Regions from separate parts of the Homo sapiens genome. Here region 1 is linked to region 2. The links are chromatin contacts, found by Hi-C or POLR2A ChIA-PET in ENCODE. All regions are on one chromosome and are shown on one strand. The core of a region is the stretch at or near the end of the contact, and the rest is flanking DNA. Distances in the headings are between cores, read along the strand shown. Region 1 has its middle 37 kb from the start of SASH1. Region 2 has its middle 80 kb from the start of SASH1.

What was found. A loop is a pair of places that touch in the nucleus more often than their neighbours do. ChIA-PET counts read pairs that join two places held with the same protein, here RNA polymerase II (POLR2A). Pooled maps may share reads with other maps.
Region 1: a map of PC-9 shows a loop between it and region 2 (8-fold over the local background). The contact joins two enhancer-like sites. A Hi-C loop is called at or near these places in 7 of 168 maps with a recorded cell type or tissue (Caco-2, PC-3, PC-9 and 4 more) and 2 of 50 pooled maps. POLR2A ChIA-PET finds 5 or more read pairs at or near these places in 5 of 52 experiments (AG04450, Caco-2, OCI-LY7 and 2 more).

What each region holds. Positions count from the first base shown.
Region 1 is chr6:148,303,204-148,309,159 of GRCh38, forward strand. It overlaps a transcript of SASH1 not described here. Among named protein-coding and RNA genes, the nearest start is that of SASH1, 37 kb to the right of the region's middle. RefSeq lists an enhancer at 4,014-4,700 and a silencer at 4,250-4,544. Within about 2 kb of position 3,653, at least 5 of the 41 ENCODE cell types and tissues checked have a DNase peak (open chromatin) inside an H3K27ac peak, as active enhancers do; they include PC-9, where a contact is called at or near this core.
Region 2 is chr6:148,259,408-148,265,331 of GRCh38, forward strand. It overlaps a transcript of SASH1 not described here. Among named protein-coding and RNA genes, the nearest start is that of SASH1, 80 kb to the right of the region's middle. RefSeq lists an enhancer at 5,140-5,693. Within about 2 kb of position 3,789, at least 2 of the 41 ENCODE cell types and tissues checked have a DNase peak (open chromatin) inside an H3K27ac peak, as active enhancers do; they include PC-9, where a contact is called at or near this core.

The DNA of each region.
Region 1 (5,956 bases), core at 2,403-4,902, 44 kb after region 2:
TCCTGACCTCAGGTGATCCACCCACCTCAACCTCCCACAGTGCTGCAATTACAGGTATAAGCCACCATGCCTGGCCTAAAATTGATTTAAAAATAAATCTATGACTCCATCCAACAGAAGCCAAGTACATATTCATCTCAAGCACAAATGGAACGTTCTTCAGGATAGACCATATGCTAAGCTATAAAATAAGACTCAAGATAAAGGAATCAAAATCATAGAGTATGCTTTCTGACTATAATGGAATTAAATTAGAAATCAATAACAGAAGGAAATTTGAGAAATTCACAAATATGTAAAAATTACTCCTAGGCTGGGCGCAGTGGCTCACGCCTGTAATCCCAGCACTTTTGGAGGCTGAGGCAGGCAGATCACTTGAGGTCAGGAGTTCGAGACCAGCCTGGCTAACATGGTGAAACCCCGTCTCTACTAAAAATACAGAACTTAGCTGGGTGGTGGCGGGCACCCATAATCCCAACTACTCAGGAGGCTGAGGCAGGAGAATCGCTAGAACTCGGGAGGTGGAGGTTCCAGTGAGCCAAGATTGTGCCACAGCACTCCAGCGACTCTGTCTCAACAAAATAAATAAATAAATAAATAAATAAATAAATAAATAAATAAATAAAATAAAAATACTCCTAAATAGTCAGTGGATCAGAGAAGAAATAACAAGGAATATTAGAAAATGCTTTAAGATGGAAAAATGCAATATACCAAAACTTATAAGATGCAGCTAAAACAATGCTCAGAAGGCAATGTATGGCTCTAAATGCCTATATTTAAAAGGAAGAAAGATCTCAAATTAATAACCAAATCGGGGGCCGGGTGCGATGGCTCACGCCTGTAATCCCAACACTTTGAGAGGCCGAGGTGGGTGGATCACGAGGTCAGGAGTTCAAGACCAGCCTGGCCAAGATGGTGAAACCCTGTCTCTGCTAAAAATACAAAAAAATGGCTGGGCGCAGTGGCTCACGCCTGTAATCCCAGCACTTTGGGAGGCCGAGGCGGGCGGATCACGAGGTCAGAAGATCAAGACCATCCTGAGTGACATGGTGAAACCCTGTCTCTACTAAAAAAATACAAAAAATTAGCGTGGTGGTGGGCACCTGTAGTCCCAGCTACTCAGGAGGCTGAGGCAGGAGAATGGTGTGAACCCGGGAGGCAGAGCTTGCAGTGAGCCAAGATCGCGCCACTGCACTCCAGCCTGGGCGACAGAGTGACTCCGTCTCAAAAAAAAAAAAAGAAAAGAAAAAAAAAATTAGCCGGGCATGGTGGTGGGCGCCTATAATCCTAGCTACTAGGGAGGGTGAGGTAGAGACTTGCTCGAACCGGGGAGGCAGAGGTTGCAGTGAGCCGAGACCACGCCACTGCACTCCAGCATGGGCGACAGAGTGAGACTCCATCTCAAATAAAATAAAAATTAAAATTAAAAATAACCAAATCTTCCACCTTAAAAAAAGAGAAGAAAAAGAACTTTTTAAAGACCTAGCATTAAAATTTTACAACTTCTAGAAAAGCTTATTAAAATAACTTCTACATTCTGGCCAGGTGCCATGGCTCACGCCTGTAATCCCAACACTTTGGGAGGCCGAGGCAGGCGGATCACTTGAGGTCAGGAGTTCGAGATCAGCCTGGCCGACATGGTAAAATCCCGTCTCTATTAAAAATACAAAAATTAGCTGGACGTGGTGATGGCGGGTGCCTGTAATCCCAGCCACTTGGGAGACTGAGGCACCAGAATCGCGTGAACCCAGGAGGTGGAGGTTGCAGTGAGCCAAGATTGTGCCACTGCACTCTAGCCTGGGCGATAGAGCGAGACTCAGTCTCAAATAAATCAATAAATAAATAACTTCTACAGTCTATACTACTCAGTTCCTGAATACACATTTCTTTAGAATGTATTCAGCAGTTTATCCCCTATTTATACACTTTTGGTCATTGTTCCAGAGTTTCTTTCTCATTAACATTCCTGGGCTGAGGCTCATTTCCTCAAGTTCTTTGCGTCTTTTGTCTACTGCTGCATGGGTTCCTGAGGAGAGTTAAAGGTTCTATTTGTTCCTGAGTTTACAATCAGAAGCTCACCAAAGCTCTTGCTCTGTGGAAACCTTGAAACTGATCTCTTGACAAGGCGCAGTGGCTCACGCCTGTAATCCCAGCACTTCGGGAAACCGAGGCGGGGGGATCATGAGGTCAGGAGTTCGAGATCACCCTGGCCAAGAGACCAGCCTGGTCAATACGGTGAAACCCCATCTCTACTAAAAATACAAAAATTAGCTGGATGTGGTGGCGGGCACCTATAATCCCAGCTACTCGAGAGGCTGAGGCAGGAGAATTGCTTGAACCCAGGAAACAGAGATTACAGTGAGCCAAAGATCGTGCCATTGCACTCCAGCCTGGGCGACAGAGCGAGACTCTGACTCAAAAAAAAAAAAAAAAAAAAAGAAAGAAAGAAAGAAAAGAAAATGATCTCTCTTTCAGTCAGGATTCAGCATTTAAACAACTGGCAGACCCAGTGAGTTTGACAAGAGTCAAATAAGGGGACTATTTAACAGAGCTGTGGGCAGGATTAAAGAACAACCAAAGATAGTGACGCACCAGAAACTAGCAACATCAGAAAGCCTTTCCTATGCTTAAGTCTGAAGGAGAAATTCGAGGAAACGGTTGTTAAATCAGGTACCAGAACGTTTATGTTTTAGAATAACTCAGGGAGTACAATGGGAATGTCCATGGCACAAAGAAATGATGAGTGCTTGAGGTGATGAGCCCCATTTATCCTGGTGTGATTATTATATGCTTGTATCAAAATATCTCATGTGCCCCATAAATATATACACCTACTATGTATCCATAAAAATTCAAAATTAAAACAATTTTAAAAAAAGAAAACAGAACCCTGGAAGAAGGAGTTACCTCTACTGATCCCTGGCCTTAGAGGGATGTAGCAACTGCTAAAACTTTGGCAGGTGGGGGGCACAGGTAAGAATAGACATAAATACCCTACCTACTTCTTTCTCTTTCCACTCGCTTGTTCTCTCTGCCATTGACCCAACCCAAAAGAAGCCAGAGAACCAGGAAGTCAGGATGCCATCTATAGATGTCCGCCTCTAAAGGGACAGATGGCAGAGATAGATCTGAGGGGAAGATGGAAATTAACCAGCACAAGTCTTCCAGCCAGGGCCACAGGCCTCTGAGCCCCAAGGTTCCAGGCCTCAGCTGGGTCCCAGGGAAACTCTTGTTGATTGGCAAGACTCTTCACCCACTGCCACTTCCTCTATTGCTGAGGTTGCTTTCTGCTTCCAATATTTTGTGTTCTCAAAGCAGCTGCTACTTCAACCCACACTAAGTTTCTCCAGGGAGTCTTCAATCTTGCTGTGGTAGGGGAGGCATCCATCCACACTCCTACTTACAGCCCCTCTTTTGTTTTATTGAAGCAGTCTTTCCCTCCTATTCGCACAGTCTCCTCTCCCTAGAAACACACACAAGATTCTCCCGAGCTGAGACAGGGTCAGGTTTTCTTCTTCATTCCTCCTTTCCCCCTGAGAAAGAGGCTGTAGAACACATCACCCAACAGCCCATGCAGAACCCCTGTGTCTCAGAAACCAGCTGCACTCAAGAATTGGGAGAGCTTCATCCTGGCCACAGGAATGGGAATGTACCTCTAGGAACTCACTCTGTGCAATGTGCTCAAGCAGAGGTGGGTCAGATGACCAGGCCTTGGTATTTGTAAACATATAGGGTGACAGTTCCTCTTAGTCATCCTTGAGTGACCCAGAGAACTGGCTGCTTGTCACATCCTCAGCACAACCTACCTTTCTCTTTCTTTTCTTTCTTTCTTTCTTTCTTTCTTTCTTTCTTTCTTTCTTTCTTTCTTTCTTTCTTTCTTTCTTTCTTTCTCTCTCTCTGTCTCTTTCTTTCTTTTCTTTCTTATTTTTTGAGACAGAGTCTCGCTCTGTCATCCAGGCTGGAGTGCAGTGGCTCAATCTTGGCTCACTGCAACCTCCGCCTCCCAGGTTCAAGCGATTCTCCTGCCTCAGCCTCCTGAGTAGCTGGGATTACAGGTGTGTGCCACCATGCCTGGCTAATTTTGTATTTTTAGTGGAGACAGGGTTTCGCCATGTTGGTCAGGCTGGTCTCAAACCCCTGACCTCGTGATCTGCCTGCCTCGGCCTCCCAAAGTGCTGGAATTACAGACATGAGCCACCGCACCTGGCCAGCACAACCTTTATAGGCAACTGGAGAGGAAGCTGGGAGCCCTACCCTAAAAGAGCTTACAGTATAATGAGGTGCCAAGCCCATTAAATAATAGCATCCTCCTGGAACAAGATATTTATGAAACAGGTTCCGTGGCTGCCCCAAGGCTCCAAGCATCTGATTGTATTTATTGTTATTCCACCCCTTGCTGATCCCAGGCTTCAAAGGTTGATGTATGACTGATCCTAAGAATCCAGCCCTACCAGAATGACCTGTCATCTCCCTTCTGCTGCTTGTTGAATTAGGCAGCTGCTTGTTGAATTAGGTTATTAAAATGTCTGCTCAGCCTCTTAGTCAACTTAACTTGGCTTTATTTTGGTGGAAAGCAAATCACTTAGTAGAATTTTGCTTAATTGGTCACTTGGCTCAGGGTTTGATGACTTTTCCAGTAATATTTGCACGACAAATATATTTTATTTAATTCTTTTCTGAAATAATTCAGCTGACTCTGAATGGTCAAGATGTGCAAAGCACTGAAGAGGCGCCATGATCCTAGCAGGAGATCTATGGTAATATGAGGGCAGAAAACACGGAAGAGAGACAGCCTGAACACTCACAGGTTTACCATAGAGATAAGCAAGAAGTATAACCAGCCACTGTGTCCTCACTATCTTTTTGATCTCTTTCTTGGGTATCTCTGGATCCATCTTTTTCTCTGGATTTCTAACCTCCATGTCCCTCTTTCACTTCTTCTGTGGTGTCTCACATGTGTTTGTGTACGTGTGTGTATGCATGCACACATCCAAGTGTATATATGTATCGCACCTTGGGCAAAATTTAATAATGGTGTTTTGCCACAGTTAAAAAGATATTAAATCCGCCCCCCCCAAAAATGTATAATAATGGGTAACAATACGGCATTTTAAAGAACTTGCTCTGTAATGGGTCCCAGGCAAAGAACTCTTCAGGTATCATATCAGTTGTTCATCAAAAACTTAGGAGCTTTTTTTTTTTTTTTGAGATGGAGTTTCACTCTGGTTGCCCAGGCTGGAGTGCAATGGCGCTGCCTTGGCTCACTGTAACCTCCGCTTCCCAGGTTCAAGCAATTCTCCTGCCTCAGCCTCCCAAGTAGCTGGGATTACAGGCATGCGCCACCATGCCTGGCTAATTTTTGTATTTTTAGTAGAGATAGGGTTTCACCACGTTGGTGAGGCTGGTCTCGAACTCCTGACGTCAGGTGATCCACCCACCTCGGCCTCCCAAAGTGCTGGGATTACAGGTGTGAGCCACCGCACCTGGCAACTTAGGAGCTTTTTAAAGTATTTTCTGCTTTACTGTCTTGTGATGTAGTTTCTCATGTCTAGAAAATAGAATTGTTCCTTGTCAGTCCATAAGATTCTCTTTCTCTGCCAGACGCAGTGGCTCATGCCTGTAATCCCAGCACTTTGGGAGGCCGAGGTGGGTGAATCACCTGAGGTCAGGAGTTCGAGACCAGCCTGACCAACGTGGCAAAACCCCATCTCTACTAAGAATACAAAAATTAGCCAGGGGTGGTGGCACACGCCTGTAGTCCCAGCTACTCAGGAGGCTGAGGCAGGAGACTCGCTTGAACTCCGGAGGTGGAGGTTGCAGTGAGCCAAGATTTCACCATTGCACTCCAATTTGGGTGACAGAGCAAGACTCTGTCTCCAAAAAAAAAAAAAAAAAAAGATTCTCTTTCTCTAAATGGTCCCATCAGGAATGGCTTGGTGCTTGTAGTTATGCT
Region 2 (5,924 bases), core at 2,539-5,038:
ATTTTTTCAAAGCAAGGGCAAAATGCCCCCACTCCCCTACCATCCTCACCAATATACAAAAGTAGGTGAGCCACTCCTGTTGAAGGCGCCACGAAGAGCATTCGGTCCTTCACCCATCCTGGCCCTGGTTTATGGCTGTGCTTGTGTCGCTGCCTGTCGCTGGGTGCCCCGGGAAGGCAGGGCTAGGTCTGTCCTGCTCATGATTGTACCTCCAGAACCCAGCACACGCCTAACTTAATACGCTTTCATTCATTGCATAAATGAAATATAAGGTCAATGGAGAAGAAATGCCTGGGAAACATATGGCTGGGAACTGACTCTGCTTTCATAGAGAAGACTTTTGGATCCCGCAGATGGTACCCCTTATACTAAGAAGGGAGTACTTCTGTTGGGATCATAACCTCTTTTTAAAACTAAGGTGATTTTTGTCATTTTAACACCATTTGGAAGCACTGTAAAGCTTGACTTTTTATCTATTTATTTATTTACTTTTTAAGAGACAGGATCTCATTCTGTCACTCAGGCTAGAGTGCAGTGGTGGAAACACAGCTCACTGCAGCTTCGAACTCGTAGACTTAAGTGATTCTCCTGCCTCAGCCTCCTGAGTAGCTAGGACTATAAGGCATGTACCACTGCACCTGGCCAAGTTTGGCTTTTTAAATGATTCTTACCCAGTTTTTATTTCAGAACAAAATGGCATATTTAAAAACCAACATTTTTCTTTCATGCAAGTTTGAATATAATATGCATATATATTTGAAATATATAATCTTTTGAAAATACTAAAAGAACAGAGGTCAGAGGATACCATTTTCATAATGTTTTTCTCACTTTTCATGAAATTTGAAGAAGCTTAATTTTTATATTATGAAATATTTGTTGGAAAGTGTTTCTATTTTAAATCAAGATTATTTTTAAAGCTGGGTGCCATGACTCATGCCTGTAATCTCAGTGCTTTGGAGGCCAAGGTGGGAGGATCATCTGAGCCCAGGAGTTTGATATCAGCCTAGGCAATATAGCAAGAATGCGTCTCTACAAAAAAATCAAAAAGTTAGCCAGGTATGGTAGAACAGCCTGTAGTCCCAGCTCTTGGGAGGCCGAGGCAGGAGGATCACTTAAGCCCGGAAGTTTGAGACTGCAATAAGCTATGATCATGCCACTACACTCCAACCTGGACAACAAAGCAAGACCCTGTCTTTAAAAAAAAAAAAAAAAAGATTATTTTAAAATATTGCTTAAATTATCACGTAAATAATCTTATAGTTGCTCCCCCCAAAAAATCTTATGATAGAGTTTATGCATGTGATATATAAATATAATAACATTAATCAGTTTCTCATGTGTCTTGTTTAGAATCTGCATAATGTTTGGTAAATCTCCTATAAGGGCTTTTTTTTTTTTTTTTTTTTTTTGAGAGAGGGTCTTGCTCTGTGGCCCAGGCTGGAGTGCAGTGGTGCAATCTTGGCTCACTGCAACCTCTTCTGCCTCCTGGGTTCGAGCGATTCTCCTGCCTCAGCCTCCCGAGTAGCTGGGACTACCAGCGCGTGCCACCACACCCGGCTAATTTTTGTATTTTTAGTAGAGACGGGGTTTCACTATGTTGGCCAGGCTGGTCTCGAACTCCTGACCTCAGGTGATCTGCCAGCCTCAGCCTCCCAAAGTGCTGGGATTACAGGCGTGAGCCACTGCGCCCGGCATAAGGGCTTTTTAAATACTAATATATTGTCCAAATTTTCTACTATTGAGTTAATCACCATGAAGATTTCCACCTGGTGTTTGACAAAAGAAAGTCCATAGCAAATCCCTAGATAGAATAGTCAACCCTCACACCTCTGCATTGTATCCAAACAGCCTCTCCTCATTGGAGGGAGTGGCTGTACCACCCAAGCTTCCTGAGTCGGAATTGTGTCGCTTTGACTCTTACTTTCTATCATCTGCTGGGTCTCCATGTCCTTGCCTTTCTCCTACTTATAAAACATGTGCCTCTCTCCCTATGAGAAAGGAGAGGTGATCAGAATATTTCAAGGACTGAATGGAAATGCAAACAGGGCAATTTATATGGTAAGTGGAAGTGGAACACGTCATGAAAGCTACACCTGGGAGGAGAGATTGGAAGCATCTCTCAGCCTTAGCAAAGGATTTCTAGATACAGGTGGCGGACACAAATTGCCTGTCAAGAGATTCACTTCATAACGAGGCCAGCCATGTAGAACAGTCCCAGCGCCACCAGGGGACTGCTGCCACCAGCCCATATCTTTGGGGCTCTGAGGTGGGCTGCAGGAATGACAGTCCTGCATTCTGCCACAACAGCCACGTCCCTGCAGGGTATGGGGGACAGACAACGGGGTTAGTGCCATCAGCCCCTTCATGCTGCCCCTGCCAAACCATCAGTCAAACAAGGAGTAGAAAAGGCATGGGAATAAGAGAAAGGAGGAAGTGATCTGAAATTAGGCATGGTGGGGGATGGGCTTGGGTAGGCAGAAAGGAAATGGAAAAGGACATCCATTTGTCTTCGGGATCTTTCTGTCATCTTTGGTTAACAGTTGAGGGGCATGCAACAAGCAAAAGGATGGAAGAATTGAATCACACTCCATCTTGACCGTGCCTTTTTCATGTTTTCCCCCAGCTTCGTGCACTCAGATGCTCATGAAAACACTGCACTCTTCTCCAGGCCCACACACAAACTGCACACATACACACACACACACACACGCACGGGCTTGCACGCATTTCCCAGTGTCTTATTCATGTCTTTTCACCTCTGTGCTTAAAACTGAACTGACAGTAGGGAGGCTGTGCTGTAGAGTGCGGTGGTCTCCTTTCCCACTATTTAGTTCCTGTATAAGATATCAGTTTTCCTGAACAGCACGGCAATATCACTCTCAAAGTCAAGATCAATTCTAAATGTCTCCCTCATGCAGAGGAGAACCCATTTTTCCTCCTGAGTCATCATGCGCTCCCTAACAAACTTCTGGGACCTCTCATTGAGGACACAGACAGGTGTGGTGTTGCATCCAATGTGGCATTTCCAAGCCAGTTCTCAGCACCCAAGCTCCCTGTTGGCTTGACAGTGTCAAGCCAGGCCACTAGGCTAACTGCAGGACCTGCAGCTACTAGCTTTACAAAAAATCTGGCTTCAAGTCAGACTCAGATAGATCCCAGGGAGCAAGTTGAATAAGAAAAAGTTCAATGAAGGCCGGGCAAGATGGTTCACACCTGTAATCCCAGCACTTTGGGAGGCCGAGGCAGGCAGATCACCTGAGGTCAGGAGTTTGAGACCAGCCTGGCCAACATGGGAAACCCCATCTCTAGTAAAAATACAAAAATCAGCCAGGCATGGTGGCAGGCACCTGCAATCCCAACTACTTGAGAGGCTGAGACAGGAGAATCGCTTGAACCCGGGAGGGGGAGGTTGCAGTGAGCCAAGTGCGCTCCAGCCTGGGTGACAAGAGTAAGACTCTGTCTCAAAAGAAAAGAAAGAAAGAAAGTAAAAGCCCAATTAATGGGGGTTTCAAGCTTAGAGGAACGGAGCTGCTGGGGTTGTAAATTCAGGCAAACATTCAGCACTAGAAAAAACACCATAATGTTAGCACTGGAACCTCTGGGGGAGGCAATGGAGATGCAAGTTTTGAGAGATGATTCTGAAGAAGTTGGAAGAGGACAGAAACAGCAGACAGCATTGCAGAGAGACGGCAGGCAGACTCCTTGGCAGGATCACCCTTAACTCCTCCAGGGTACCTGGCACAGGACAGGTGCCCAAGAAAAACCTGATGAGTCAGTGAATGAATATGCAGTAACTGAAGCCTTCCCCGAAGAAGCAGAAGGTGGCAGGACAAGTTTCATGTTCTTGAGAAAGCCTGTGCCTGCCTGTGGAGAGCCCATCCTTGCATTCTTAAGCAGGTTTTCTGAACTCGTGTCCTGGGGAAGCAGAAGGCAGTTCTGAGGTTCACTGAGCTAGAACAGCATTTTGATACAAACAGACCTGGGCCCACTGAAAGAGTGATGCACTTGGCCAGAACACCACCTTGAGTTCAGTCAGAAAGCACATCTGTGCCTCATTGATAATGTAATAACCTACATTACATTCTTGGCCAAGAGCACCTGTGCACAGCCCAGAAAGTCAGCCCAGGGCAACCATTCTGATGGAGGTGATATTAACAGCTCTCATTAAAACTGATGACTCTAGCGGTGCCCAGAAGCACAGCTAAGGCGAAGCGTCTGTCTGCATTTCCATTACAAGCCCCCGTTTTTGGAGTTCATAACTCAACCATGGAAATATGCTTTGCATTGAACTGGAACCTGAAAAGAAACTGTCACAGGGAAAAGAGAGTTGGACTTTTAGAGCTGTAAAATGTGTCAGTTGTCCACTACCATCTGTACACATCTAACTCCGTGTTAGAAGGAATGTTACTGTTTTCCTGCCCCTGTCTGGATGGTGGAAATGGAAGACTGAGGGTGGAGGACTCATTTCTGAGCTGGTCCGGAGGAAATCTGAATGTCTTAACTTTTATGTATATTGGGGATGCTAAGAGCTCTATCATAATGAAAGTAACACTTGTACGACAATCATTTATCCTAGGTGTCGTTTTGTTTATTGTTACCTGTACAAAACCAGCAAGCAAAGAGCCCCTAGGGCTCAACCTGAGGCTTAAGGAGGTTACATAGGGCTGGATGTAACTTTCAACACCTTTCTCTGATGAAAGGGAGACCTGAAGGTATGCGTTTCAATGACGTGATTTGAAAGGACTCTGTTATCTTTTATTTTGACCGAAAAAAAAAAAAAAAAAAAAGGTCTTGTGAAATGCATTCCTGTCATGGTTGGGCAGGTTAAAGCTCAATGGTCTATATATCTATATCTCTGTCCCAGCTGGGAATGTAGAACAACTCTTACCCATACAAAAATATGAAGGATTAGGTTCATAGAAGACTGCTTTAAAAATATGAGCAGATTATAACTTCTGCTTTTTCTAACAAGTATTGCTTGGGAAGAAAAAGGTCATTATTGTCTTCAGTATCTTCCAGTCCTTTCTCTAAACACCACAAGAATTACATGAAGACTGGAATCAGATCATGCTGTTTCTCTGCTTAAAATTCTTCAATGGTTTCTTATTGGGTCTCAAATAGAATTCACACTCTTCACCATTGCCCATGAGGGCTATACAACCCGGCCTCTCAAGAGCCTTGTGGCCTCTTGTCATGTTGTCCACACCCAGTCATACTTGACTTTTTCCAGTTTCTCAGCTACATCAACCTTTTTTCTCCCACCTCAGGGACTTTTCATTTATGAACCTCTTTGCCAGTTATGTTTCTCTTCCCACACTCAGAGCAGCTGGCCTCTTCATATCCTTTGAGCTTAAATGTCACCTCTGCCTGCCTGCTCCATCACCTCTCCTAACAACCTCCATCTCGACCCCCTGTTGGCTTCTTTTGAAAAATTGAGCACAGCTATTGTTTTACTAATCTGTTTTTGCACTTGTCCTTTATCTATGGCCATCTAGAAAGCATGCTTCATGAAAGTAGGGGCCTTGGCCATTATATTCCCAGTGTCTAGTACAGACCACGTGCTCACTATTTGCTGAATAAATTGAGATTTATGTATTACATAATGCATTATAAATTTAAGCTTTAGTAGTCATTATTCTCTTTGTAGTATATATAATAGAATAATTTCTCCTTGATTTTTATATAACCTCCAGTTTGCAAAGAGGAACTAGAATTCCCACACAAAATGACAGTCTTAGAAATTGGATTGATAAGGCAGACATGACGGCACACACCTGTAGTCCCAGTTGCTTCAGAGGCCAAAACAGGAGGACTGCTTGAGCCCAGCAGTTCAAGGCTACAGTGAGCTAAGCAGGTTCCACTGCATTCCAGCCTAGGTGATAAAACAAGACCCTGCCAAGAAAGAAAAAGGAGGGAGGGAA